Linked DNA regions of Homo sapiens: regions 2 and 3 are each linked to region 1. The links are chromatin loops, found by intact Hi-C in ENCODE. Cell type or tissue: dorsolateral prefrontal cortex. All regions are shown on one strand. Each heading gives the region's core, and the rest is flanking DNA. Links, peaks and the distances in the headings are about the cores only.

Region 1 (10,608 bases), core at 1,676-9,675:
TTACATGGGGTACAGAGCGCAGAAACGTTTTTTGGCCACACATTGGTTTTTCTCAGCCATGGATCATAATGATTATCAGTAGAATCATTTGTTTTAAATGCAGAGAAGAGCTGAAATGCTTCTATGTATCATTGCTTCTGGAGATTTCTAGAAATGTGTGCTAGGTAGTTCAATTTACCATGTCCAAATGGAACTCTTGATTTCTCCCTCCAAATTTTCCCTAACAAATATTCCCAATCTCAAGAAACCTCAGGCCAAAAACATTTCCACCGATCCTTAATTCCTTTGATTTATCTACAATCAATATCACATTCATCATCTCTATTTTCCTTGTAAATCCTGACTCAGATATTCTCACCTTCTTCACCACACCACTTTAGTACAAGGCACCACCATCTCTTGCCCCGACTACTAGGTGAATGCCTCAGTAGGTTTTCAATGACCTCCATCCCCATTCCCACAGCAGCCAAAGTGAGCCTTTCAAGCATAAACCAAACCATATCTCTCTCCTGTTTAACACCCCTCTGATGCTCATGCTCACATTTAGATTACTATGCAACCCCTCTCCACAGCTCACAATACCTGATCCTGGGCCACCACTGTGACATCTTTTCTATCAGCCTTTTCCCTGGCTCATGCTACTACAGCCACACTGGCTTCCTTGCTGGTCCTCAAACAGGCACGGTCCTGCCGCAGGGGATCTGCACTTGCCGCTCCCTCAGCCTGGAGTGCTGATCTCTGCATGGCTTCTTCCCACACTTGGTTCAGATCTCTGCCTAAATGAAACCTCCTTAAAGAAGTCTTTCCTGATCACCCTCCTGAAGATCTGGTCACTGTCTATCCTCTTACCCTGCTCTATGTTTCCTTATAGTATGTGCCACTAGCTGATATCATATTACAGACTTATCTGTTACCTGCTTATTGTCTTTGTCCAGCTCTAGAATGTAAGTTCCATAAGAGCAGGAGCTCTGTTGGTTTTGTTTCCAATGCATTTCTAGAGACTAGAACAGTGCTTGGCATATAGTAGGTGTTCAGTAAATATTTTCATTCAATATAAATACTACATATACTTCTTCATATGTCGTCTTCCCAGTTGGACACTTTCTAGGCATACTGGGCCCTCACAAAGATATATAGAGTGTGGACTACCTTTCAACTGAAGCATTTTACCGGACATGCCAACTGATGGCAGCACCCAGGGATGGCAATGAGATGGTGTGTGCATCACCCAAGTGGCCCTCCACAGTCAAGTAGGTCGCTGAAGTCTGTCTCTGATGACTTTGCCTCCCACGTCTTCCTCTGTGTCTTTCTTTCCCATTCCTCCCCTGGCAGCAATTCATTCAGTGGGTATTTTTAAGCACCTGCTTTGTAAAGGGCATTGTGTGAACATACAGCTGAGCCCTCCGAAGTCAGGTCTTCAAGGAGTTTGGTGTCTGGTGGAGAGGCGCGATGAACCCACACAAATACAAGGGCTGGTAAAAGGTGAAGTGTCTTGCCCCAGTGGAATAAGGAACTAGAAACTGAAATTGGCTCATCTGACTCTGAGTCCAGCCTCTCATCCACTCTGCTGCCTTGCAGCCCACCCAAGCCTGCCTTCCCTCTGGCGCTCCTCTGCAGTTTGTTTGTTTGTTTGTTTGTTTATTTATTTATTATTATACTTTAAGTTTTAGGGTATATGTGCACAATGCGCAGGTTAGTTACATATGTATACATGTGCCATGCTGGTGCGCTGCACCCACTAACTCGTCCTCTGCAGTTTTAATCTTTGTTCTAAATCCTCCTTTTCCCCTTCTCTATATTCAAAGCACCAAATCCTGCCCTTCTAGGTGAAGTTATACATCAGCTGATGATCAGATCAGACTAGTTCACAGTAAGTGAGAATGACTCATAGATTTAGTTCTCTCAGGTGGCGTTTGTATTGTAGTTTGTCTCTGCTGCAGCCAGTCACAAGGAGATACATGTGTGGGAGTATCTGTTTCTCTATTTTTGGGGGGACTGCGGGAAAAAGGATGCCACCTGGGGTCTGCTTATTTACTGTAAGTCTTTCTACCTTACCCTGCCTCTTGGGCTTCCATAATGAAGTAGGTCTGGCCATGGGTCTTTCTCCTTCCTTAGTACAATTTCTAAAGGGAAGGCAATATTCCATTTTTGGCATTTGGGAGGTGGTGAAACAGGCACCCTCTCTGTTCTCTCTCACTCTTTCTCTCTCTCTATGTGCGTGTGCGTGTGTGTGTGTGTGTGTGTGTATAGTGGTACTACAGGGTCATTTATACCAGCACGCCTCATAAGTTGCACCCCTGTTCGTCTTGTGCACCATGTGCCCTCCAGTGGCTGCCACGAAGAAGAAATGGAACTTCCTAAGTCAGCCATCCTGACAGACACTGTTGGAAACTTTCTCTGCAAGGCTGAGAACATGAGGGAAAGACTGCGGATGTTCATTCTGTTGTTAAACGTATCTCTGTTGCAAGACCAGCCTAGTGTACCGCCTTTCATGACACAATACATCTGTGAATATAAAATAACAGGAACTGGTGGCTTTTCTCATCAAAATCCAACCAGTTCTCTTCAGACACTTCTTAACCTGTAAAATGGGAATGGCAACAGTGTGCATCTCATAGGGTTCAGGTGAGGGGAAATATATCAGGATATATGATGTATATATGACATATATGTCAGACTTAGAACACTCTCACACAAAAGTGTCTTTAGGTCAATCAACAGGTATTTATTTGCCACCTCCGGTGTGCTAGAAACTGTTCTAGGAGCTGGGGATACAGGAGTCAACAAAATAATCTATGCCCTGATGGGGCTGATTGTGGTTAATAATCATGATAGCAAAGGCATAGCCAGGATCCAAATCCCCGCAGTCTAGCTCCGAGTCCCCAGTCTCCTCCATGACTCCATAGCACCTCTTGTTCACTGAGCAAGAGAATGCGAATAATACACTTGAGATGACGTTGTGAGTTGAGAGCCTGGACCTCAGGGATAAAGACCTGTACTTGGCAGCCATCTACTTTGAGTCTGCTAGCTGAAACCTGTCCAAGAACATAACACTGGGGAAAGGAGGTTTGAGAAAAAATTCTTGAGCAAGATTGACAATTAACGAAGGGGAAGATAAAGGAAGAGTTACTAAAACAAATTCCCATTATTGTTACTACTATTATTCCCTGTGCTCATCTAGAGGAGTCAAGTAACCTAAGGAATCAAATTCAATGAAAAAATATTGGTTGCACACCCACTCTGAGCGAAGAGTGGATGTGCAACAAATATTTGAGCAAGGCACGAAAATGATTTTTCATTAGACAGATACTTTGCAATTTAATTTTCTAAAATAGCTGAGTTTGATGGTCAATGAGTTCAATAAACAATTTTCCAGCTTTTTATATATCTAGCAATTCCATGATCACACAGTGTGTTTATCATCTATCATTCTCCAATTACTGAATATTGGTTGGGGTTCCTGTCCCCCAGTTTTCCATACATTTAGGCCTCCTTGCATGGTACCCTATCCAGGTCATTTTTTTCCCCCCGGTGAGCCCCCATTGATCATCTTAGATTTTCTGAGATGGTTTTGATTTCACATATTTTGAGTGGGGGCTTACAAACAATAATAAGATCATCCATAATTCTAAAATCTCTCTTCTTTTCTCTAATTAAAACCTTTGTGGGCCAGGCACATTGACTCATGCCTGTAATCCCAGCACTTTGGGATGCCTACATAGGAGGATCACTTGAGCCCAGGAGTTCACAACAAGCCTAGGTAACATAAGGAAACACCGTCTCTACAAATAATAAAAATAAATTAGTCAGGTGTGGTGGTGTGCGCCTAGTCCCAGCTACTTGGGAGGCTGAGAAGGGAGCACTGCCTGAGCCTGGAAGGTTGAGGATGCAGTGAAACTTGATTGCACCACTGCACTCTAGCCTGGGTGACAAGTGAGACCCTGTCTCGAAACAACAACAACAAAACAAAACAAAACAAAATAAAACAAAAAAACCCATAAAACACCAAAATAAAACAACCCCCCCAAAATCTCTGGGGTGCACTGATTGCAGTAATGGTCCCATTTCTTCACCCTTCCCTACTCTCAAGCTATTTACCGTGTGATTTTGCAGTTGCTCCTATTGAGAGGTGAACTATATCCTCCCCTCCCAAGCTGATTTTGAGTTTTCCATATAGCTTCCTTTGGCCAAGTGTTGGCAGATGTGATGTAAGTAGAGGTGTAAAAAAGCGCTTGCTCATTTTTGTTTGTTTGTTTCTTTCTTTGTTATGAAGACATGTCTGCGATAGCATACTAGAGAGTGGGGCACAGGGAGTCCCAGCTGTTTCAGCTGAGACCACCCCAGGTCAGTCAACTCTCATATGCCAGAAGACTAGAGCCAACTGCCAGATGTGAGGGAGCCAGATGAGATCAGAAGAAATTTGCAGCCAAGCCCAGCCTAAATCGCTGACCCACAAACTGTAAGCTCAGCTAAACAAATGTCTATCGCTTTAAGCCACTTCATTTTCAGACAGCTTGTTCCATAGCATTGTTGAGGCAATGGATAACTGATAATGCTTCCCATAAATCTTAGGAACTTGGAAGCTGCCCCTCCATTTGCCCTCCTTTAAGCAAAAAATTGAATGCTATTTGCAAAGCATTGTATAAAATGCTTTATTAGATTATCTTATTGAATCCTGACAACAATATCTAGCAGACAGATATAATGCTATTATCCAAATTTCAGAGGCAAGGAAATTGAAGCTTAGAGAAGTTTAAGTGACTTGACCAAAGTGCTTTTAGAAAAGCAGAGATTCTACAACCAGTCTTCTAAATCTTGGAAGACTGCTTTTAGCCACGGCTGCCTGCCATTTACTCTTTGGATTCTCCATTCTACCTGTTCTGCTGCCTACTTCTACCACCTAATTAGGAGAAGACCTTGTGTTCCCATTTGGGATATAGATACCCACTTTCATACTGGGTTTACCCCTAATATTTCTCTCCATACCACTCATGTAGATGGTTGTCTTCCGCATTAATCTGGAAATTTTTTGAGGGTAAAGACTAAAATACTTATATTTTTATCCCCACAACTCTATGCAGTATTTTTTTAAAAAAGATCATAGTCATGTTTTAAGGTAGCTATTCCATAAAACATATAAAAAGGTAAAAAATACTCTCCTAGAGAATATATGCATATTTAAAAGGACACTGTTATTCAAATTAATCTAATTTGTGGAATACACAGTAGAGGGTTTTCCCCATTTTGTTAAATAGTTTTAGTTATATGTTATTTGAATGTAGTGTTTGCCTGAATATCTACAAAAATAAAACTCTCTTGACTCATTTATAGATTAATTCCAGAAGCAGGGATTAATACAAAACTGGCAGTGAATAATTTCTGTTTTGCAGTTAGTTTCTGCATTTAAGAAATTGCTTTAGGGTTCAGTAACTTGCCCTGGACTTCAGGTATGCTGCCACCAGATGGCAGCAGGGTGCCAGGCATAAGGCTTGTAAGCAAAGAATTTGTGTGCTTTCTGAGGCTCAAGGTAATAGCTCTTTCCTTAAGTTCAAAAAGATTTTCAGACCACTGATTTCCAATTTAGCATAATACATTTCTTTACAAAAATAGGTAAACTAAAACTCTAAGCCACCCTAAGACATCTTTAGAACAGATATAAATCCCAAGCTATAAAATCACCTAACTCATTATTACTTCTCTTCTCTAGCATCTAATTATTTCTGTAATGGCTTATACACCATGATGGCTTATACGAATCTTATACACCTACCTCAGTGATAGTGTTAACCATTATAATTTACTTTGAATCTTTATGATCAATCTCTGCCATGGCACCGTGTATGTTAGTTTTCAAAATTCTCAATAGTTTTTCTCCAGGTAAAAAAAATCTATCTGGCTTTCCTTTCATCTGTCTTAAGAGAGCAGAGGTTTATCTTTTCAGTATTATCTGAGATCTTCTCTTAAGACCAAAAGTATTTCTCCACTACAGTGGCATGAACAGTGTTTATTTGCATTTCGTGTATGTATTTGTGAATATGGAGTACTTTTGCTTTTGTATTTTCTATACTATATAATAATCTACTAGAATATTTCCCCTCTCAAAGCTCTTGGAAGCACAGAGGCAGTTTACCATACTTTAACAGAAATATAGCTGGATTAAAATTTTTTTTTTTTAGCAACAGGCTCTGCCCTAAATATCTCAAGAAAATACTTTAAAGAACAAAAATCTTCATGCCAAATTAGCAAGATACAGGAAAAAAGGTAAGTGGGCAAAATACAGGGAAAAAAAGCTAATTCACCCTGACAGTTGTTACACAAAGCTGAGAGAGTCTTTCCCTCTCACATTTACAAAGTCCAGGAGCGGAAAGACTTTCAGCAGGAGTAAGCCATGAGGGTTTGGACAAGGCTGGTAGGGGAAAATGTTATCTCCTGGGCATACTGGGAAGCTGAGAGTCCAGGGCAGGTGAATGGGGTTGGAGATGGGAATGAGGGAGGACAGCATCTGAGCAGTAAATCCTGGAACTAGAGTTAGCATATCAAGCAGGGCTATCTATGCACCCAAGGTAAGTTCTGGCTGGGAGAAGCAGATGGCAACTAAGCTGTGAAAATAGGCTCCAAGGGACCAGCTCCCAGCGTAACTCTGGGGGAGGGATCTGGGGAAGTACAAAAAACATAGAGAGGCAAAAGACAAATAAAATAGGAGGAGAAGAGAAAGGGATGGATCATAGAAAGCTCTTATTTGATTTTGAGTCTCACAGGAAACCCATGAAGCCAGCAGGGCAGGTATTTTTTATCCTCTATTTACAAATGAGAAACTGAGTCCCAGAGGGGGTAAGTGACTTTTTTTAAGGTCAACATACCGAGGGGCGGATATAAGATTCAAAGTCAAGTGACCTGATTCCAAGCTAAAGATGAAAGAAGAGAGGGCACATTTGAAACCCTGACACACACACTGTATGTCCTACTCTTTGCTTTATAAACAGTAAGTAAAATTTTCAAATAATGGAAGCTTAGTCTTTTAAGGGTCAAACGGAAGCAGCTTTAGCCACTGTTGAAAAGCATTTCTGAAATGTATTATATTTGCCCTTGCCTCCTTTGAAAACTGACTGTAATCTACTCTCTTCTTGATACATGGGTTATAATTACAAAAATTTACTATATTTATGAACTTCTAATTCAGTAGATACCCTCAGGTTCTATGGAGGCACATGTGTTTTTTAAAAAATTAATTTTTTTTGCTGCCCCACCTAATACATTCATGGCTAGAAATAGCTGTGTAGCAGAACTGGCTGAGTCAGCTCCTTCTTCCCTCACAGCCAGCTCTTCCTTCTTAAGTGTGTCTGCTGCTGGTCCCTATCTACTGCTTCTGATCAGGTCATTCCGCTTATTAAAATCCTTTAGTGACTCCCTCTAACCACTGGTTGCAGTAGTTTGCAAAACAGGCTGCACATGAAAATCACTTGAGGAGCTTTTAAGACCTCCTGATACCCAGGTGCCAACACGAAAGATTTCAATTCAATTGTTTTAGATATGGGGCCCTCACCTACAGGGATTAACATAAGTAGCATGAACTCTTGCTTCTGGCCAAGATGGAATAACGGGGGCTAGATTTATCTTTCCAATGGACACAACTAAAAGTCCAGATGAATATATTAAACAATGGTTTTCAAGGCAACGGGCATGAGGCATTGAAGGACAGTGATCCCTGAGAGATGGAAAACAAACAAAATGAGTTGCATTTGCCTGCAATTGCCCCTGAGAGAATTTCTAGGCCATGCAGCAGAAAGGAAGAATTCAGAAGGAGTCTGCAAGACTCCTTAAATAGAAAAGATGAAGCAGAGAATCCAGGTAGACTAGCGTGGCTAGAGTTTGCCAGGCAGAGTATTAGAGAGCAGGGAGTTCTGATCAGTACATGCATGTGAGGAAATGGTATAAAATCAAATGAAAAACCAGCTGAAAAGATGAGTAGGAATAGTCTTTAAAGTTCAAACTGGACTGGTAAAACTGAGATTTGAAAACTATTCAAATTGGGAAGCCCTGAAATTCAAAGAGCATTGGTCAAGTACTCAGAAGGGTATTGCCCTCGTGGTGGGGAAGTATTGTCAATAGACTAAACAATACTCTGCCTTGCCTAACCTTAAAAGCAAGACCTGAAAGATCAAAGACTATTCAAAGAATTTTCCTGTATCCCAGAGCAATACCCAAAAATATCTGTAGGAATAAAAAAAAAATCCAGCATCCAACAAGGTAAAATTCATAATGTCTGGCGTGTAATAAAAATTACCAGACATGCAAAAAAACAGCAAGGAGAAAAATCAATAAAACCCAAACCTAAACTGACACAGGTGTTACAATTAGAAGACAAAGATATTAAACCAGTAACTGTAACTGTATTCCATATGTTCCACAAGTTGGAGGAAACAGCATGTTTAATAGAGACAGAAAATATAAGAAAGACCCAAGTCTGGCCGGGTGCGGTGGCTCATGCCTGTAATCCCAGCACTTTGGGAGGCCGAGGCAGGCGGATCACAAGGTCAGGAGATGGAGACCATCCTGGCTAACACGCTGAAACCCCGTCTCTACTAAAAATACAAAAAATTAGCTGAGTAAGGTGGTGGGCACCTGTAGTCCCAGCTACTTGGAAGGCTGAGGCAGAAGAATGGTGTGAACCCAGGAGGTGGAGCTTGCAGTGAGCAGAGATTGCAGAGATTGTGCCACTGCACTCCAGCCTGGGCAACAGAGCGAGACTCTGTCTTAAAAAAAAAGAAAAAAAAAAGAAAAAGAAAGACCCAAGTCTAACTTGTGAAGATGAAAACTATAATGTCCGAGATAAAAAATACACTGCATAGTAACAGTGACAGATTAGCTATTCTAAGAAGAAAAGATGAGTGAACTTAAAGACATAGCAATAGAAACAATCCAAATGTGTCACAGAGAGAAAAAAGACTGAAAAAAAATGAATAGGACATTGGTGAACTGTAGTACAACTTTAAATGACCTAATACTGATGTATTTGGGGTTTCCAAATGAGAGGAGAAATAAGGTGAGTAATAGAAAATATTCTGAGGCCAGATATGGTGGCTTACAACTGTAATCCCAGCACTTTGGGAGGCCAAGGCAGGTGGATCACTTGAGGTCAGGAGTTCAAGACCAGCCTGGCCAACATGGTGAAACCCTATCTCCACTAAAAATACAAAAATTAGCCAGATGTGGTGTCGCATGCCTGCAGTCCCAGCTACTTGAGAGGCTGAGGCAGGAGAATCGCTTGAACCTGGGAGGCGGAGGTTGCAGTGAGCTGAGATTGTGCCACTGCACTCCAGCCTGGATGAGAGAATAAGACTCTGTCTCAGAAAAACAAAAAAATTTAAGAGATAATGACTAAAAAATTTCCAAAGTTGATGACAATGATAAGTCTCATATTTAAGAAGCTCAAAAAACTTCGCACATAGAAAACATGCAAAAAATGATACCAATGTGTGTAATAATCAAATTGCTGTAAACCAGTGAAAAAGACAACACCTTCAGTGCAGCCAGGGGGAAAAAAACTGACCCATTATGTATAGAGGAACAACAAAATGGCGGCAGGTTTCTTGTTAGAAATAAAGCAGAAGAGAGGCTGGTGGAGCAATATCTTTAAAGTACTGTTCGTTAGAATTCTATACCCAGCAAAACTATGTTTCATGAATGAAGGCAAAATGAAGTATTTTTCAGACATACAAAAGCTGTGAAAATTTATCACTAGCAGCCTCACACTATAGAATAATGTCAAAGACAGTCCTTCAGGTAGAAGGAAAATGACACCAGATGGAACTAAGGGTCTACATAAAGGAATGAAGAGCTTGGTTGGCTTCAAGGGTGTGTGACCTGTATGGTTACACAAGGTCCTGCAGATAGAAGGGCCTTGTGCTAGCTTTAATGTTTTGATGTTACTGGCTAAAAATTTTTAATAATTTTTGAACAAGGGGCCCTATATTTTCATTTTGCACTGGTAGCTGGTCCTGATGAAGAATACTTAGTAGTCCATAGAGGTGGAGGCAGAGGCTGGAATGCCGAGCTTGGCTCTGAAGATCCAGGCCATATGTTCAGGCATGGAATAGGGAAGAGATGGAGGTGGCTTCTTCAGAGGAAATTTGGAATGTTTTAATTTTAATCACGAGAAGGGTGAATGAACAGATGTCCACTAAAATAAAAATTTTAAGGTAGCAATTTCTGGGTAATTAGAACACAATTTTCCTTTCTGCACAGAGATAGATCATAAATGGCTATAATTAGAGAGTTTCAGTTTTTTCTGAAGTTCATTTGTTGCGGAGTGTTCAAAACTGTCTCTTCAGGCCAAAATGCCTTGTTTATTGTGTGTGTGTTTTACTATTTCTGATATCAATGCTTTAATAATGCCTGTTCTGTAATATTGGCCCAGAGGTACTGCAAGAGTGTAAATTCACTTTACATGAAAAAGAAAAGCTATATTACTTCCAATGACATTTTAGTGATTAAATGCATTTTATTTGTAGTATAATTCTATCCCAGTTTAGGTCAAAGCTCCGAAGTTGAGAGTAGTATAATAAGTGTGGACATGCAAAAGATGCTGAAAGGTAGTAGAAATAATAA
Region 2 (10,608 bases), core at 948-8,947, 580 kb after region 1:
TGATGTAACATATCTCAAAATAATAAGAGCTATTTATGACAAACCCATAGCCAATATCATACTGAATAGGCAAAAGCTGGAAGCATTCCCTTTGAAAACCAGCATAAGATAAGGATTCCCTTTCTCACCACTCCTATGCAACACAGTATTGGAAGTTCTGGCCAGGGCAATCAGGCAAGAGAAAGAAATAAAGGGTATTCAAATAGGAAGACAGGAAGTCAAATTGTCTCCGTTTGCAGATGACATGATTCTATATTTAGAAAACCCTATCATCTCAGCCCAAAAACTTAAGCTGATAAGCAACTTCAGCAAAGTCTCAGGGTACAAAATCAATGTGCAAAAATCACAAGCATTCCTATACACCAATAATAGACAAGCAGAGAGCCAAATCATGAGTGAACTCCGATTCACAACTGCCACAAAGAGAATAAAATGTCTAGGAATACAACTTACAAGGGATGTGAAGGACCTTTTCAAGGAGAACTAAAAACCACTGCTAAAGGAAATCAGAGAGGACACAAACAAATGGAAAAACGTTCCATGCTCATGGATAGGAAGAATCAATATCGTGAAAATAGCCATACTGCCCAAAGTAATTTATAGAGTCAATGCTATTCCCATCAAGCTACCATTGAATTTCTTCACAGAATTAGAAAAAACTACTTTAAATTTCATATGGAACCACAAAAGAGCCTGCGTAGCCAGGACAATCCTAAGCAAAAAGAACAAAGCTGGAGGCATCACGCTACCTGACTTCAAACTATACTACAAGGCTACAGTAACCAAAACAGCAGGGTACTCGTACCAAACCAGATATACAGACCAATGGAACAGAACAGAGGCCTCAGAAATAACGCCACACATCTACAACCACCTGATCTTCAACAAGCCTGAAAAAAACAAGCAATGGGGAAAGGATTTTCTATTCAATAAATGGTGCTGGGAAAACTGGCTAGCCATAGGCAGAAAACTGAAACTGAACCCCTTTCTTACATCTTATACAAAAATTAACTCAAGATGGATTAAAGACTTAAATGTAAAACCTAAAACCATAAAAACCCTAGAAGAAAACTTAGTCAATACCATTCAGGACATAGACATGGGCAAAGACTTCATGACTAAAACACCAGAACCAATGGCAACAAAAGCCAAAATTGACAAATAGGATCTAATTAAACTAAAGAGCTTCTGCACAGCAAAAGAAGCTATCATCGGAGTGAACAGGCAACCTACAGAATGAGAGAAAATTTTTGCAATCTATCCATCTGACAAGGGCTAATATCCAGAATCTACAAGAACTTAAACAAATTTACAAGAAAAAAAAACAAACAACCCCATCAAAAAGTGGGTAAAGGATAGGAAAAGATACTTCTCAAAAGAAGACATTTATGTGGCCAAAAAACACATGAGAGAAAGCTCATCATCACTGGTCATTAGAGAAATGCAAATCAAAACTACAATGAGATACCACCTCATGACAGTTAGAATGGCAATCATTAAAAAGTCAGGAAATAACAGATATGGGTGAGGATGTGGAGAAATAGGTACACTTTTACACCATTGGTGGGAGTGTAAATTAGTTCAACCATTGTGGAAGACAGTGCAGCAATTCCTCAATGATATAAAACCAGAAATACCATTTGAGCCAGCAATCCCATTACCAGGCATATACCTAAAGTATTATAAATCATTCCACTATGACGACACACATGGATGTTTATTGTAGCACTATTTACAATAGCAAAGACTTGGAACCAACCCAAATGCCCATCAATGATAGACTGGATAAAGAAAATGTGGCACATATACACCATGGAATACTATGCAGCCATAAAAAAATGAGTTCTTGTCCTTTGCAGGGACATGGATGAAGCTGGAAACCATCATTCTCAGCAAACTAACACAGGAACAGAAAACCAAACACCACACATGTTCTCACTCATAAATGGGAGTTGAACAATGAGAACACATGGACCTGGGGAGGGGAACATCACACACTGGGGCCTTTCAGGGGTTGGGGGAAAAAGGGAGGGAGAGCATGAGGACAAATACCTAATGCATGCAGGGCTTAAAACCTAGATGATGGGTTGATAGGTGCAGCAAACCACCATGGCACATGTCTACCTATGAAACAAACCTGCACTTTCTGCACATGTATCCCAGAACTTAAAGTAAGATTTAAAAAAAAAAACAAAACAAAGCAAAACAAATATACATAAACATAGATACACACTTAATACAATCAGGTAGGCATATACTGAGTGATTTTTAATGTAAATTAAATCACATCAATATTTGTTTAAAATCCTCCAATAGCCTCTCTTTTGAATTGAAATAAGTCAGAACTCTTTACCTAGATGTACAAAGTCCAATACAATTTAGCTCCTAACCACCTCTTTGACCTCAATCCCTAATGCTTTCCATAACTCACTCTAGGGCAGCTCCTTTGGCTTCATTTGTGCTTCTTTCTGCCTAATAGAGATTTTCTGATGGCTGACCCCTTCCTGTCATTAGGTATCAACTCAAACATCACCTTCCCAGGGAGGCCTCCATTTACTACACAGTCTAGTCTGTCATCCATTTCTTTTCCCCAGCACTGTTTCCATCACCTTTAAAAGCTTTTGTATGTATAAGGACAAAACACTGCTGAAAGAAATTATAGATGACATAACCAAATGGAAAACCATTCCATGTTCATGGATTGAAAGAATCAACATCTTAAAATCTCTATACTGCGTTTTTTCCCCAACAGGGTTGATTAGAGGCTTTTAGCACGCCTCAGTAACTTGGAAGTAGCATAAAAATAGTGCATAAAAATCAACTCTGGGGACTTTAATTCAAGAAGGAAAATGGGAATCCTCAGCATTCGTGAAGGACACCCAAGATCCCTGGGAGGAGAATGCTGGCCAACAGCTTCCATGACAGCATCTGGCTGACAAAAATGAGTGAAGCCCCAGTATGTGAGAGAGGCAGAGAACTTCCCACTGTAACTCATCTTTCCACTGAGGATTGGAGCAACCCCAACTGAGAAAGAGCACTTTGTTTCTCCCAAGCCTTGGAAATAACTTGGGAAGGGGCTTAGAGACATTGTGAGCGCAAGACACCAGGAAATACTGCAGACATTTTCCCAGACCCAGGACTGAGAGCAGGATTCTGTTTTTAATTCGAGTGCATACTAAGTCAAGCTTTTCTTTGTGACTCAGCAGCATAGCCATGCAGGCATTTTAGTCTCAGGCCGGAGATTGGAATGGCTGCTCTGGAACAGGCTAGGAATCTCCATAACCAGAGCTGTGAAAAGCACCTCAGTAGTCGGCACTGGAATTGTACTCTACCCTGTCACAACCCTGTGGTAGAAGGAGAGCTGCTACAGCTGCAGTTTCTCCTGGGTGATGATACTTGCAGACAGGGCTGGCTTGGTGACCTGCTGTGTGTGTGCCATTGTTGGGTGCTCCAGCCTGCTCCCCTGAGTTCATGGTGCAGCAGGACCCTCTCTGCCTCATACCCAGGCAGAAATTCAGGCATTCAGAGCACACCCTCACATGGACCCACAGCCTGAGCCACCCCACCCTTCATGAGTATAGATCATGATGCATCAGGACCCTCTCCACACCATGCCCAGGCAGATTTCCAGGTATTCAGAGCACCCCCTCACTCACCTGAATCAGCAGCCTGAGCCACCCTACCCTTCCTGTGCATAGACTTAGATACAGTGGGGCCCTCTCTATTCCTAATGTGGCCAGACCTCCAGGCATTTAGAGCACCGATTCACATGAAACAGCAGCCTGAGACACCCTAGTCTTCCTGCGCATAGATCTGGGTACAGGAGGCTCTCTCTGCTTCACACCCAGGCAGATCTCCAGGCATTCACCTGGTTCAGCAGCCTGAACCTTCCCACCCTTCCTGGGCATAGATTGTGGTGCAGCACGGCTCTCTCTACTCACGTCCAGGCAGGTCTCCAGACATAAAGGATACCTGCTCACCGAGATCAGCAGACTGACATGTTCTGTGCTTCCTGTGCACAGATCCTGGTGCAGGAGGCCCTCTGCTTCATGCCCAGGCAGATTTCTAGGCATTCTGAGAACCTATTCTCCTAGATTAGGAGTTTAGGCTGCCCTCATCCCCCTGCAGAGAACTTGGGGCTGAGGAGGTTTCCCAACTCCACACCTAGGCCCATTTCTGGGTGCTTGGAGGCCACCCACTGGATTCTTGCTTGGCACTGGTACCTGTGCCTGCCATTGGAGGACCTGTTGGCAGACCTGCCTGTTCCAGTACCATCTATCTTACCCCTCTAGAGCTGAGGAGGGAGCTCAGACCACTGTGCACTCCACACATTCACCCATTGCCTAAGACAAAAGAGAGCTTCTCCCAGTAAACAGGGATCAAGTATACACCCAGCTACGGTGGCCTCAGCTGGCTGTTACCTATAAGCGCCATCTACTGGCTTGTAGGTTGAACTGCACAGCCCAATATAAACCCTGCCAACAGAAGAGCACAGGGCTGTAGAAGCAAAGCCAAAACACCCTACCCAGTATTCTCTACAGTCACACCCCTTAGGGAGATGGGAAAGGGAAAAGGACATTTTGAAAATAATATTACAGAGAAAAAAAGAAGAGAAAATCCTAGATGCATGAGAATAATTACAAAAATTTGAAGTGCCAGCATCTCCAGATGAGAAAGATTCTGGCACCATGAAAAATCTGAATGTAGTGACACCACCAAAGGATCACACTAGCTCTCCAGCAATGGTCCCTAGCCAAAATGGAAACTCAAAAGTGACAGATAAAGAATTTAAAGCATTGATTGCAAAGAAGCTCAACAAAATCCAAAACAAAGTTGAAAATCAACACAAATAAACTTCTAAAGCAATCCAAAAAATGGAGGAATAGATAAACATCTTTAAAAGAAATCAATCAGAGCATTTGGAATTGAGAAATTTGAAATTGAAAGGAATTGAAATACTTTCAAGAGAAAATTTCAAAATACAATTGAAAGCTTCACCAATTGACTCGACCAAGCTGAAGAAAGAATTTCAGAGCCTGAAGACTGGTCTTTTGCACTAACCCAGTTAGACAAAAACAAAGAAAAGAGAATTTTAAAAAATGAACAAAGTCTTCAAGAAAGATAAGATTATGTAAAGTGACCAAACCCATGAATTATTGGCATTGATGAGAGAGAAAGAGAAAAAGTAAACAATGTGAAAACATATTTAAGGGAATAACTCAAGAAAATTACCCTAATCTTGCTAGAGAGGTAGACATCTGGATAGAAGAAACCCAGAGAACACCTGCAAGATACTATACAAAATGAACATCATCAAGGCATATAGTCACCAGCCTGTCCAAAGTCAACACTAAAGAAAAAATCTTAAAGGCAAATAGTCAGATCACATACAAAGGGAACCCCATCAAGCTAACATAGACATTTCAGTTGAAACCTTACAAGCCAGTAGAGATACAGGCCTATTTTCAACATTCTTAAAGAAAAGAAATTCCAACCAAGAATTTAATATCCTGCCATACTAAGCTTCATAAGCAAAAAAGAAATAAAACCTCTTCCAGACAAGCAAGCACTAATGGAATTTATTACCACTAGACCAACCTTACAAGACATCCTTAAGGAAGTTCTAAACATGGAAATGAAAGAACAATACCTGCTACCACAAAAGCACACTAAGGTACATAGCCTTTAGACCCTAAAAAGCAAGCACACAATAGAAACTACAAAGCAACCAGCTAATTATTTCACAATAAGATCCAAACCTCACATACCAATATTAGTATTGAATATATATTGTCTAAATACCCCCCACTTAAAATCACAGAGAGGCAAATTGGAAAAAAAAAAAAAAAACAAGACCCATCTGTCTGCTATCTTCAAGAGAGACATCTTACACATAACACCACCCATAAGCTCAAGGTAAAGGGTTAGAGAAAGATCTACCATGCAAACAGAAAATGAAAAAGAGCAAGGGTCACTGTCTTTATATCAAATAAAAAAGACTTTAAACCAACAACAGTAGAAAAGGAGAAAGAAGGGCATTACATAGTGATAAAGGGTTCAATTCATGAGAAGACTTAACTATCCTAGATATATACACACCCAACATTGAAGCATCTGGATTCATAAAACAAGTATTTCTAGAGCTACAAAAAGACTTAGACAGCCACACAATGAAAATAGTGGAGGACTTCAATATCCCACTGACAGCATTAGACAGATCATTGAGGCAGAAAACAAAGAAATTCTGGACTTCAATTTGACACTTGACTAATTGGATCTAATATGCTTCTAAAGAATACTCCACCCATGAACCACAGAATATACATTCTACCTGTCTACACATGGAACTTACTCCAAGATCAACCACATGCTTGACCAGAAGGCAAATATCAATAAAAACAAAAATTTGAAATCATACCAACCATACCCATGGACCAGAGTGGAACAAAAATAAAAATTATTATAATGATCTCTTAAAACCACACAATTACATGAAAATTAAATAACTTTCTGCTGAATTACTTTTGGGTAAATAACAAAAAGCAGAAATCAAAAAATTTTCCTGAAATAAAAACAGACACAACATACCAAAATCTCTGGGATGCAGCAAAAGCACTGTTAGTAGGAAAGTTTATAGCACTAATTGCCTACTTCAAAAAGTTAAAAAGATCTCAAATTAACAATGTAATATCACACCAAGAGGAACTACAAAACAAGAACAAGCTAACCTCAAAGGTAGCAGAAAACAAGAAATAACTAAAATCAGAACAGAATGAAATAAAAGTGAGACCCCAAAAGTCATAAAAATAATCAATGAAACCAAAAATTGTTTTTGTAAAGGATAAAGGATAAAAAAATCAATATACTGCTAAACAGATTAACAAAAACAAAGAGAAGAACACAATGAGAAATGACAAAGGTGACATACAACTGATCCCACAGAAATACAAAAGATCCTCAGAGACTGTTATGAACAGTTATGTGCATACAGGTGTATGCACATAAACTAGAAAATCTAGAGGAAACTGACAAATTCCTAGAAACACACAACCTCCCAAAATTGAATCAGGAAGAAACTGAAACCCTAAACAGAACAATATGAAGTTCCAAAACTGAATCAGTAAGAAAAAACTTACCCACCAAAAAAGCCCTGGACCAGGTGGATTCACACCTAAATTCTACCAGACATGCAAGGAAGAGCCAGTACCAATTCTACTGAAACTATTCCAAAAACTCAAAAAGGAACACTGCTGCCTATCTCTTTCTATGAAACCAGTATCACCATGATACCAAAACCTGTCAAAGACACAACAATAACATAAAAGTAAAAACTACAGGCCAATATCCTTGCCAAACATAGATGTAAAAATGCTCAACAAAATACTAGCAAACTGAATTCACCTGCACATCAAAAAGCATTTTACCATGATCACACAGACTTCATTCCTGGGATGCAAAGTTGGCTCAATATATATAAATCAATAATTGTAATTCACCACACAAACAGAATTAAAGACAAAAACCATATGGTCATCTCAATAGATGCAGAAAAAGCATTCAATAAAATCTAACATCTCTTCATGATTAAAAAAAAATCCATCAAAAAACTAGGCATCAAAGGAAGCTACCTTAAAATAATGAGTCATCTATAACAAACCCACAGCTAACATCATTCTGAACAGGGAAAAAATTGAAGCATTTTCCTTGAGAACTGGAATCATACAATAATGGTCACTCTCACCACCCCTATTCAACATAGTACTGGATGACCTAGCCAGAGAAATCAGGCAAGAGAAAGATACAAAGGGCACCCAAATAGGAAAAGAAGTCAAACTCTCTTCTTACTGACGATATGATCCTATACCTAGAATACCCTAAAGACTCTGCCAATAGGCTCATGGAACTGATAAACGGCTGACAAAGTTTCAGAATATGAAATTAACATATAAAACTTACTAGCATTTCTATAAACCAATAACATTTGGCTCTTATCTGAGAGCCATATCAAGAATGAAACCCCTTTTACAATGGTCACCAAAAAATAAAATACCTAGGAATACATCTAACCAAGGAGGTGAAAGATCTCTATTAGGAAAACTATAAAACACTGCCTAAAGAAATCATAGATGACACAAACAAATGGAAAAACATTCCACGCTCATGGATTGGAAGAATCAATATCATTAAAATGTCCATACTGCCCAAAGCAATCTACATTTTCAACGTGATTTCTACCAAACTACCAACATTATTTTTCACAGAACTAGAAAAAAACTACTCTAAAATTCACATGGAACCAAAAATGAGGCTGAATAGCCAAAGCAATCCTAAGAAAAAAGAACAAAGTTGGATACATCTTATTACCCAACGTTGAACTATGCTATAAGGCTATAGTAACCAAAACAGCATGGTACTCTTACAAAAATAGACATATAAACCAAGGGAACAGAATACAGAACCCTGAAATAAAGCCACACATCTACAGTCATCTGATTCTTGACAAATCAACAAAAATAAGCAAGGGTGAAAGCTCCTCTTATTCAATAAATGGTGCTGGAAAAATTGGCTAGCCATGTGCAAAAGATTAAAACTGGAACCCTACTTTTCACCATAAAACAAATTAACCCAAAATGGATTAAAGACTTAAACGTAAGACCTCTAATTGTCAAAATCCTAGAAGAAAAGCTGGGAAACTACTTTTTAGACATCAGCCTTGACAAAGAGTTTATGGCAATATCCTCAAAAGCAATTGCAACAAAAACAAAAGTTGACAATTGAGACCTAATTAAAGAGCTTCTGCAGGGCAAAAGAAAACTATCAACAGAGCGAACAGACAACCTACAAAATGGGAGAAAATATTCACAAACTATGCCTCTGACAAAGGACTAATATCTAGAATCTATAAGGAACTTAAATCAACAAGCAAAAAGCAAATAACCCCATTAAAAAGTGGGCAAAGGAGATGAAAAGACACTTCTCAAAGGAATGCATACAAGTAGCCAACAAACATGAAAACAAAAATGCTCAACATCACTAATCATCAGAGAAATGCAAATCAAAACCACAATAAAATACTAACTCATACCAGTCAGAATGGCTATTGTTAGAAAGTCAAAAAATAGCAGAAGTTGATGAGGCTGAGGAATAAAGGGAATGCTTATACACTGTATGAATGTAAACTACTTCTGCCACTGTGGGAAACAGTTGGGAGAGTTCTCAAAGAACTAAAAATAGAGCTACCATTCAACCCAGCAATCCCATTATTGGGTATATACCAAAAGGAAAATAAATTGCTCGACCAAAAAGAAACCTGCGCTCATATGTTTATCACAGCACTATTCACAACACTGAAAACATGGAATCAACCCAGGTGCCTATCAATGGTAAATTTGATAAATAAAATGTGATACATATATACCATGGGATACTATGCAGCCATAAAAAAAAGAATAAAATCATGTCCTTTGCAGAAACATGGATGCAGCTGGAAGTCATTATTCTAAGCAAATTAATGCAGAAACAGAAAACCAAATGTCACCTCTTCTCATAAAGCGGGAGTTAAATCTTGGGTACACATGAACAAAAACATGGGAACAGCAGACACTGGGGAGGGAAGGAGAGAGGTGGGTAAAGGCTGAAAAACTTCCTACTGGTTGCTATGTTTACTATATGGGTGATAGGATCAATCATATCCCAAACCTCAATTTCACACAATATATTCTTGTAGCAAATCTGCACATGTACCCCGACTCTAAAATAAAAATAGAAATTTTAAAAAAACTGTACATAGCACCTATCATTATCAAGTCTCCTTGCTTATTTCTTTACTTGCCATTGTTTGTCTCCACTCCTAGAATGCAAAATTTATATCACTGCATCCTTCTTACTTAAAACAGTGTCTGATACATAGCAAGAGAACAATAAATAAACATTAAAGGAATAGCAACTGAAGAAAGACAGTGATAAGAATAGTAGTTGTCCATGATACAAATGTTGGTTTTAGGATTCTCTTTAAAAACATACATAGCTGATTTCCAGTCTTACCAACTTCATGATAACAATGCAGCTGGTGTAACTTAATATATGCAAATAAATATAAATACTTCTGGAAAAAGTCAAGAAGTAAAGAAAACGTTCACAGGAGAGGATGAGAATATAGAGGTTTTGCTTATCACAGAGAGTAGTAAGAAAAGAAATGGAAATTGAGTCCAATGAGAGTAATAAAAGGGTAATGATAGTAGAGAATTGGTTTCTAGTGGTGGCTGAGGTATAATAGGATTAGTCCAGAAAGTCTCCTTGTGGAACATGGGCACTTGGTTCTATGCTTTGGTCTGCCACACATCAGGCATCTTCTTAGATAGCCCCCCAAGGAATGGCTGAAACTAGGGCATCTGTGATCATCAACTAAAAGATACCTAAATCTTTCTATGAGGTGTATGAGACTGCTATATTGACTATATGGTGATCTGTTTTCTTCTATATCAAAATGAAATGCTCTAACCTGAGAAAAACAGGTTACATGAAGAACTAAAACATATAGTTTTTAGTTTTCTGGGCTAAATATATGTTGCAAAAATACAAAACCATTTAAGAGCAAATTACAAATTT
Region 3 (10,608 bases), core at 871-8,870, 720 kb after region 1:
GGGAAAGGACAAGCTATTCAATAAATAGTGCTGGGATACCTGGCTAGCCATACGCAGAATGAAACTGGACCCTTACCTTTCATCATACACAACAATTAAGAAAAGATAGATTAAAGATTTAGATGTAAGACCTCAAACTCTAAGAATCTTAGAATGAAACCTAGAAAACACCATTCTGGACATAGGTCTGGGCAAAGATTTCATGATAAAGACTTCAAGAGCAATTGCAACAAAAACAAAAATTGACTTAAAACCTTCTGCACAGAAAAAGAAACTATAAACACAGTAAACAGACAACTTACAGAATGGTAGAAAATATTCACAATCCATGCATCTGACAAAGGTCTAATATCCAGAATCTATAAGGAACTTAAAAAGTCAACAAGCAAAAAACAACCCCATTAAAAAATGGGTAAAGGACATGAAAAGAAGATATACATGCAGTTAATAAGTATGTGAAAAAAATCCTCAACATTACTAATCATTAGAGAAGTGCAAATCAAAACCATTGAATGCAATCTCACACCTGTCACAATGACTATTATTAAAAAGTTAAAAAAAAAACAGATGTTGGTGAGGTTGTGTAGAAAAGGGATCGCTTAAACACTATTTGTGGGAATGTCAGTTAATTCAGCTACTATAGAAATAGTTTGGAGACTTCTCAATGAACTTAAAACAGAACTACCATTTGACCCAGCAATCCCATTACTGGGTGTATGACCACAGGAACACAAATCATTCTACCATTAAGACACATCCACGTATGCTCATTGCAGCACTTTTCACAACAGCAAAGACATGGAATCAATCTAGATATCCATCAACGGTGGACTAGATAAAGAAAACGTGGCACATATACACCATGGGATACTATGCAGCCATAAAAAAGAATAAAACTGTGTCCTTTGCAGCAACATGGATGCAGGTGGAGGCCATTATCCTAAGCAAATTAACACAGGAACAGATAACCAAATACCACTTGTTCTTACTCGTAAGTGTGAGTTAAACACTGAATACACATGGAAACACACATGGACACAAAGAGGGGAACTACAGACAATGGGGCTTACTTGCGGGTGTAGCACGGGAGGAGAGTAAGGATCAAAAAGCTACATATTGGGTACTATGCTCATTACCTGGGAGAATAAATCATTTGTACACCAAATCCCAGTGACACACAGTTTACCCATGTAACAAACCTGCATATGTACCTCACTGAACCTAAAATAAAAGCTGGAAAAAAAAAAACAAAATAGCCCCATCTCAATAATACAGAAAGAATAACAAGGATTAATTCAAAAATGTTTATCACATAAATATTTAGGAATTCAAAAATTAATAATGTAATCAGACATATTTCCTATATTCATATACTATATACTTCCTTCGTATATGTTATCAGGAATTAAACATGGTATTTGTAATACAGGATATCCTTCTCATCAGTGAGAGTGATGTACTATTACCTAAGAAAAATATAATTTGACTTAAGATCCTAGCGATATATTGTGAAGTCAATAATATAGTTTACAGGGGTATTTTATTTCATCCTCAAAGAAACTGGCGAGGTATTCATTATTTGAAAAATCACCCAACAGGGGAAGTTCTTCTCAGATCATAAATATTCCATGTTAGAATTTTTCTCATATGCCTACACCGAAATACAGGTTATCAAACAGATGTTTTTATGCCCATGACCTGTTCTATCAATTCAATAAATGTTTGCTAAGCATGTGAGTGAGGAACTATGCTAAGGACAAATACATGCACACACACAGATTAATATTTTCCCTGTCTTCAAGGAGCTTATAGGCAAAGTCAAAAAAGATGATTCATGCATAATTAATACAAAGCAGCATAATGATGCAAATAGTTAGATCTAAATAGAAGGATCAAAAATAGTTTTCAATAAGTAGAGATGGTAGGGATAATATATATAGACAAAACATGAACGTGGACAATAAGAAAGACAGACGTGTTTGAGAGTAATCCATTTTATTTATTTATTTAGAGACAGAGTTTCACTCTTGTCATCCAGGCTGGAGTGCAGTGGAGCTATCTTGGCTCACTGCAACCTCCACCTCCCGGGTTCAAGTGATTCTCCTGCCTCAGCCTCCTGAGTAGCTGGGATGACAGGTGCACACCACCAGGCCCAGCTAGTTTTTGTATTTTTAGTAAAGATGGAGTTTCACCATGTTGGCCAGGCTGGTCTCTAACTCCCGACCTCAGGTGATCCTCCAGTCTCAGCCTCCCAAAGTGCTGAGATTACAGGCATGCACCACCGTGCCTGGCCAAGAATAATCCATTTTACTAAAATATATTTATCTAAGACATTACTAGCAGATAAAGCTGGAAAAATATGATGAAGCTAGAAATGAAGGGTCTTGAATGCCTGAGTTAAACGTTTCTATTTAACATTTGCAGTGAGGACCAGGGCTAGTTTTGAGTAGGAAAATGACATGACCAGAATGGCACTTAAGGCATACTGACTTGGCAGCATTGCTCAGAATAAATATGAGCAGATGAAGAGGAGAGACTAGAAGTGGGTGGACAGGGTAGGAGGCTCTTGAAATAACTCAGGTGAGGGGAAATGATGGTCTGAACCCACAAACTGGCAGGAATGATGAAAAGGTGAGAGGTCAATCTGGAAGACAGTAATGAAAGACAGAATGATCTACTTGTAAGACATTGGACATACATTCAGATCCAAGATTTACCTTTTGGGCAACTGACTTTACTCCTGATTCCCACGTTGAGGATAATAAAACCTACCTCATGGGATTGTTGTCAGGAATAAAGGAGATAATGATTTTTAACATGTTTACACAATGCCTAGCATGTAGTGAAAATTTAGTACTTAATAAATGCTAGCTTCTAGTGTTACAATTATTTTGAGATATTATAGTTTGGTCACTGTTTACTGATTTTTTTAGTAGCTACATCTCACTGCTGGTTCACGTAGCAGTTGTAGTCATCTATATACCCTAAAACTTTTGTGTGAACTACTCTCTGACATTAAATCTCCCCCACCTTGTATTTATACCATTGATTTTTAAGGAATCTAAATATAAGATTTTATACTAACTCCCACTGAATTCTATGTTTTTACCTTGAGCCAAGATTTCAGCCTATTGAGATAATTTTTCATATAAGTTCAATTATTTGTCATATTTGCTATTCCTCCCTAACTTCTACAAAGCTGATTAGAATACATATGGCTTTTTCCAAGTAAAATATTGACTCAGACCAATCCAAGAACAAAATATTTCACTTTCACTAGAGAAATCCCCTCTACGTTGACATTTTGTGACTATTTAGAACGTCTGGACAAAATTGGACAAAGTCTGTGAAACATAAAAATCAAGATCTCTTCAGCAACATAAAAGAGAACAAAATAGCTCTTTTCTATGGCTGACAGAAAGCCAGAGTAAAATTTTTTTAACCGATGCAGAAACTAAGGCTTGGAAATATCAAGCAACTTCCAAAGGTCACCCTGCTAGTAAATTGCAGAACAGAGTTGTACAACCAAATCTGTAGGACTCACAATCTCATGCTCTTAACTGCTAGACTAAGTTATCTCCCTAAGAAAGATGGTTGAGATTCCCATCATGATTGCTGGGAAAAACCTCCACTTTGGTCTCTGGAATTCATCTCCAAATAATTAAATGCATTTTGCAATGATAATGGTTCATTTGCAAGAACATATACACTTTTATATGCAGTCTTTGCCTTTTTATGCATTTATTCAGTCAATGAACTTTCACTGAGAGACCACTACATTCAAGGCACCGTGTGAGGCAGGATGTGACTACAGAGATCAATCTAATAATGAACCTACTGTCAAAGGGGTATATAAGAAGTAATGCAAAACATATACACCTACAAGGCAAGGCAGAAAGAGATGTATCAAGAATGGTAAAAAGCAAGTGTGCTAGAAGTTCAGAAAAATGACTCTTTTATTCTACTAGCCATTTTCTCAAGGACTTCCTAGATTCCCTAAGGTTACAAAAAGTTCTTCCTGAGGTGAGGGTAGGAACAAAAACTTACCCTTCTGATTCTGGATTTTTCCATTAATGTACCTACAGTACATACGTGTGGTTAATGGTATTGTTTTCAATATATAAATGCAGGTCAACATGATCCTAGTTCTACATTCCCTAATTCTTGCAAAACCTGTTAGGAGATTTCCAACCTTAGTTGAATCACCTTGAGTCACCACATCCAAAAGGTCTGTTCAACTACATAAGAAATAGATTGTTCAGGTTAGAATGTTCTTTTGAACATTGTATACCACTGCTTAAGATTTAGCACCACTATAAAAAATTATACATGCTAAAGAATCAGTTATGTTCCTATAATAAGCCTCTATTTACATTTCAAAAAATTTGCCTCCCAAGATTCTCTAAATCTGATGGAAATTGGGTAAGATAGCCACGAAGCTCTCTCCAAATTCTGAAATTGATGCATTCCTGATAATAAGCTCTAGAAATTGGGTTAGAATGTGTTTGAAGGTAAACTTTGTTTCAGAAACACCATTTGGTTTTTAGGCAATCTAATCTGACTCTACTGATCTTTAAAACTTGATGAATTTTAGAACTAAATTAAGTATATTTTCCAAAAGTAGGGACCTCACTCCCAGAGAGTATTCTCAAGAATAGCTTGGCATTAAAAAAAACTGAAAATCCTTCAAGGTAAATCTTGAAATCTTAAAATACTAAAATAAAATACCTCACACTTCAGAAGGCTGACATGTAATTAAATATTTTGCATTGGAAAAGAAAGTAAAATAACAGAAAAGAGGCATAGTTGCTGAACAAAATTGCACAAAACCTGCCAATGCAACCCCTTTCAAACCAAAAGCTTTAGATGCTGCTTGTGTCAAGAGAAAAAAATACATAACACGTTTCATCCCTTAAGCTTCTTATTTACTTCTTAAAGACATACGCTGATGAGGTAATGTTCTATTACAAATGTTTAAAAAAAAAACAAAAAAACTTTTCCTGGTACCTGGATTCTGAAATCTGCTCTAATGATCTTTATCATCAAATTTCTCTATGGCATGCTGTGTTCACATTTAAGAATTGTATAGATTGTTTATACACATGGAGGAAAAAACATGAATATAAGGCTTGGGAAAACATAAAGAGAATAGAAAATTTTTTCAGATGATTTCACATTCTTTCGAAAACCTAAATTTCATGAGTTGGTAAAGAATGTTAGGATATTTATATTTCTTCAAAATTTACATTCTAGATTATATAATGTCCTAATTCAACTTAGAAAATGGTTTCAGATGCATATTATAAGAGTATATAAAACAGACTGACTTTTGAATTAAAATGTATGCAAGACAAAATGCAATTTTAACTTGAGCTAGCCTTTATATTACATGCAAAACCTCCAATTGAATACATTCAATCATAATAAGAATTTAATTTTTAACTTATATTAGTAAAAGTGTTCAAACTACCATATTATAGCTAATATTTTAATAGAAACAAAAATCTCCGATTCAAAAATAAAAGTTCTTACATAAGATGGCTGGTTTTGTATTTGAAATTACTGAATCAGAGTGCCCTCTATTGGAAGAAAAGAGACAACAAAAGCTAAACTGAACTAAGAATATAGGTAAAATACTTCCAAAACTCAAGCCACATCATTAATATGTAAAACACATTAATTAAAAATATGGATGCTACAAAACATATTTCCTTACATTTTTATTTCTCCAAAATAACTTTTGGAATTACTTGTCATATCACAATCAGCAAGTTGGATGTTTCATATCCTATGAAATTAAATTTTAACTGAACCCAAATGCTCATCATTTAACCAGTAATATAAATAACAGACATACAGAAATGTTTTCCACATTTAATAGTCCAATATAACATAGAAATGTTATAATTGAGGACTGTGGTTTGACTGCAGTTTGGATTTTCCTTGATGATAAACTGAAAGCCTCCTTGCTATGAACCTCATGTCGGTGTCCCCGCCAAGTTTATATGTTGAAATCCTAAACCCCAATGTGATGGTATTAAGGAGGGGGTGTTGGGAGGTCATCAGATGATAACCCCTTATGATGTGCTAGTGTTCATATAAGAAAACATCAGGAGGGCTGGGCGCAGTGGCTCACACCTGTAATCCCAGCACTTTGGGAAGCCGAGGCAGGCAGATCACAAGGTCGGGAGATCGAGACCATCGTGGCCAACATGGTGAAACCCCGTGTCTACTAAAATACAAAAAATTAGCCAGGTGTGGTGGCACGTGCCTGTAGTCCCAGCTACTCAGGAGGCTGAGGCAGGGGAATCGCTTGAACCCCGGAGGCGGAGGTTGCAGTGAGCCGAGATTGTACCACTGCACTCCAGCCTGCGACAGAGCACGACTCCGTCTCAGAAAAAAAAAAAAAAAAAAAAAAACACATCAGGAGAACCTGCTTTTTTCCCCTCTGTTCTTTGCCACATGAAGATACAACCAGAAGACAGCCCTCTGCAAACCAGGAAGCAGGCCTTCACCAGCTACCAGCTCTGCTGGTACCTTCATCTTGGGCTTCTCGGACTCCAGAACTGTGAGAAATAAATGCTTTTTTTTTTTTCCAAGCCACCCAATCTACGCTAATTTGTTATAGCACAGATAATCCCTAATTCAAGAGACTTTTAGAAGCTCTTACACTGGGGAATTGCAGAAGTAGGCTGGACATTAAGATTTACGAGATTTGTTCCATCTCAAAAAATTCTAGTTTTGTGGTGTTTTCAAGACCTCAGTTCTGACTCATCATCTCAGACCTGAATTACCTCAGAAAGATCTTGGCTGATTTTTGGCTCCCTAGACCAGTAGTATGGATGTTAGACCTGAGAAGCTTTTCCAAGAGCAATGCTCAGAGCTACCCAAAATTATTTTGATTTAGTTGGTCTGGACTGGTATCTGAGGGCATCAGTATTTATTTTTTAGAGCCTCTCTAGGTAAATCTAATATACAACTATGGCTGAGAACCATTGTTTGAGCCTCTCCCCAGATCAAGCAACATACAACTACCACTTTTATTTTCCAAAAATGTCACTTTCAGGAGAACTCTCCTACACAAGAATTTATTCTCAGGATCAATTTTAAACTTCTGGCTAGCCTCCCAATCTACTTAGCTGCCTTTGTTCTCTGACAATAGAGTTGAGTGGCAAGGGGTTATGGCTCCAGCTCCAGAATGTCTGTGTTCTTGGCTCTGTAATTACCGCATGAAACTGGGAAAGTCATAAAAGCTCCCTGTATGGAGAAATAATACTATCCTTTTCAAAGGGTTATTGTGAGGATTAAATCAGTTAATACAAGTAAAGTGTTCCATAAATTGAGGTATTATCATTACTTACCCAACTTTATTTCCTACTACTTTCCAAAACAAACTCTCATCATAAATCATTCTCAAATTATGCACTAATTCTCATCTCTGTGCTTTTGCACTTACTGTTTCTTCAGGCTGGAATCCTTTCTCAATCATTTGTCCCAACAAAAGTGAAAAGCACAGCTCCCCTTTCACCAGGACACAGCTTAGTCTCTCCCTACCTCCACAAAGACTTCAATGAGTATCTGTAAATATTCACTGGTCTCTCCCTTTTAAAAATTCCTTTGGCCACAAGGTAGCATACTATGAGAAATGTGGCTGAGAATTAAAAACACTGGCTCAGAGTTTGAATCCTCACTCTGCCACTTGGCAGCTAAGTCATTTTCTAAATCCATATTGTTAGGATTACTTAATAAGCGACTTAAATCACGTAAAGCATTAGAGTAGCAAATAGCAAAAACTGAGTAAGTGTCAGTTCTTATTTATTCAGTGTTTTATATGTTAGCCTTCAGTTATAGTCTACACACTGTGACTGAAGTCTCCTTAGGATAGGTGTTTTGAAACACTTGAAATCAAGAACCATATCTATTATAAATCCCACAACTCAAAACATGGTAAGAACCATCTGTATTAGGTGACCTATATTAGGTGACCTGTACTTGACTAAACTTTTTGCAACATGTAAGAGTATAATTGAAGCAATATTCTGGAAAAAAAACTTTTTTGATGAATAGAAACAAATATTCAACAAAACATGGAATGAATTCAAATAAAACAGGCTACAGAAAAGGGTCAAAGTAATTTGATTACTTTTTAAACATTCGCTAACAGGTTTCTATCAGATTCATCTTCTGAAAGGTCAGTTCCAATGATGTCTTTTATCTGCCCAAAATCCTTTAGATTTTTCTCATTTCTTAAAAAAAAAACCAAAATTCTTAGCCTGACATTCATAATTATCCATGACCTGACCTCAAACTACACTTCTACTCTCTCATCTTTCCCCTTTGTAAACTCTATTCTTCCAAATAAACAGAATTATTTGCTCTTACTCATATATACCATCTGCTTTTCTCCCTCCACATAATCTTTAATATTTTATAGGGAAATATTTTCAAAGAACACTATTGTAAAGGTTTGTCACAGGAACGAAGAGTGGTGTTAGAAAAGCATGAGTTCAGATTTCAAAACCTTAACGCTCAATTTATGAGCATTAATTTCTTTCTTGCCACTATCACAATACAGTCTTTGGCTTACAAAAAAAATTGAACATCTTTTCCCCAAACTATTATCACTCTCTCAAAGTCAAAAGCCTTTGCCGTAACTTCCTGAAAGATAGAAGCTTGAATCATGGTCTCCAAGCAGCACATACAGACCCCAGGGCATATAAGATATTCATTGGGTAAACGAAAAATAATTAGAGCTTCTGTTTTACACTTATTCTCTACCTTCCTCAATTTGAATTTCTTTTGTTGTGTATGTCTCATAATTTACATCAAATATTACTAGAAATGCAGTCTATATATATATAATTTACAAATAATCAGGGATATTTGCTCAAAATTTGTTTACTAATGGTACGTACAACAAAAAAGTTTGGAAACCCTGGTCTAAAAAATTAGGGCTTTCAGAATATCTGTGGTTTTACAAGTAGAAGGCCAGAAGCTGCCAGTTTACATAAATCTTTGAGGATGGATCTAAAAATATAAACACTATGTGTTGTTTATATAGCACAAATATGTTTTAAGTTCTAACTAACTTTCAAGGAAATATTAAAATGTAACTGATTGGTAACCTGGAGACAGCATACACCTATTTCAGATTTTTTAACAGAGGATTTTGTCCCAACATTAAAGTTACTATTATAAATTATTTCATTAATATAAAAATTTCATTTGGTAAAACTTACAGGTATTTACTTCAGTACATATACAACTGTTCATAGTTATTCATAAAGAATTTTTATTGGGGCCAATAATAGGATGTTTTTACAAAAGAGAGTGAAGCACAAAAACAAAATGAAACAAAAAAAGCAGGCCAAGGAGGTAGGACTAGCCATGGAACTAGATTAGCAAGTGCTATCCCAGGAAACAGTGTCACAGCTTACTTTAAGTAACTAAATTAAGTAAATGTTCTCATAATGGACAGTCACTATACTTAGCAAGTTTTTTTTTAGTTTTCACAAATAATATGACATACTTAACACAGTTCACTCTATTACTGGCTTTTGAATAAAGTATGATATATCTGTAACAAATTAAGTTCTAAAAGTGACTACAGATTTCTTATCAGAATAATGTATTTCCTTTAATACCAGTATATACTATAAGTCCTTCCTCTACAGGACAAAAAGTAGGTTTAAATATCTTAATATTAAACTGATTTATTCTCTATAGTTTTTCTTGCTTTTGTGTTCATATAAAAATCCAAATGAGTGAGAATCACCCATGGCCTGACCTCAATCTATCCTTCTAATCTTATCTCCCCTCTTTCTTCTTTGTAAACTCTCATTCCTAATAAATAGAAATACTTGCTCTTACTCAACTATATCATCTGTTTTTCTGCCTCACATAACCTTTAATATTTTATATGGCAATATTTTCAAAGAACACTATCATAAAGGCGTTGTCACAGGAACTAACTCATGCTTAAGATTCTGAGCTTATCAAAGAGAAACCTCTTGGGATTTGCATAATATTATAAAAATATGCAGACTGAACTTTCCACATTTCTCTCCTACTATGACTTCAGGAGGAAGTGAGGAAACTATACGTGTGGCTCTGCTCTGTTAGTCTGAGTTCATAGAGAAAATGGGGAAGACAGTCGAAAGGAAGGTTTTTGTCTTTTTTTGGGAACCAACATCATTATGCCCAGTAAAACTAAAGGAACACAACAACAACAACAACAACAAATACCAAAAATCCATGTTTTTAAGAAAGAGTCTAAAAGTAGAGAGACCATGAAGTGATCTGTCAAAGCACTCCTTCCCCTACACATGCACTGCGAGTAAAACCCCAAAGAACGTCAGGAAAAGAGCAATAAGGAAACTGACATCTTAGAGTGGCGGAATCTGATAATGCACCACATCCCATACCTCTTAAGTGTACACACTGAACTGGCAAAGACAGACACATTATCTTCATTCCCCCCCGCCTTACTTACTACACTCTGGCTTCCATTTTTCCCAAGTTCTTCCTCTGAAATCTTGCTCAAATTATCTAAGTAGTGGTCTGATATTGTGTGGCACAAGTCTTCAAACGAATAATCCTTTTCTTGAC

What was found. Hi-C counts contacts between places; a loop is a spot of excess contacts. Peaks named below come from ENCODE experiments on the same cell type or tissue, not always from the same donor. Only the 100,000 strongest peaks of a DNase experiment are listed, where the experiment ranks them.
Region 2: it touches region 1 in a loop (4-fold over the local background); 13 of 110 quality-filtered maps call a loop at or near these places.
Region 3: a loop joins it to region 1, with 8 times the contacts of the local background. A loop is called at or near these places in 69 of 110 quality-filtered maps.

The regions. Positions count from the first base shown.
Region 1 is chr12:99,038,052-99,048,659 of GRCh38, forward strand. All of the region lies in intron 17 of ANKS1B (ankyrin repeat and sterile alpha motif domain containing 1B), which reads right to left. Among named protein-coding and RNA genes, the nearest start is that of APAF1, 400 kb to the left of the region's middle. RefSeq lists an enhancer at 9,481-9,650. In dorsolateral prefrontal cortex, for the core only: CTCF peaks have their summits at 5,460 (motif pointing right) and 5,663; a DNase peak (open chromatin) is centred at 5,460; H3K27ac peaks cover 1,947 bases.
Region 2 is chr12:99,615,628-99,626,235 of GRCh38, forward strand. The region is part of intron 9 of ANKS1B (ankyrin repeat and sterile alpha motif domain containing 1B); the gene reads right to left. Among named protein-coding and RNA genes, the nearest start is that of GARIN6, 27 kb to the right of the region's middle. In dorsolateral prefrontal cortex, for the core only: a CTCF peak has its summit at 4,459 (motif pointing left); no DNase peak of the experiment used is centred there.
Region 3 is chr12:99,762,430-99,773,037 of GRCh38, forward strand. It overlaps ANKS1B (ankyrin repeat and sterile alpha motif domain containing 1B), which reads right to left. Exons shown (of 27, transcript NM_001352186.2): 8 at 10,493-10,608. Among named protein-coding and RNA genes, the nearest start is that of GARIN6, 120 kb to the left of the region's middle. In dorsolateral prefrontal cortex, for the core only: a CTCF peak has its summit at 5,578 (motif pointing left); no DNase peak of the experiment used is centred there; H3K4me3 peaks cover 423 bases; H3K27ac peaks cover 2,841 bases.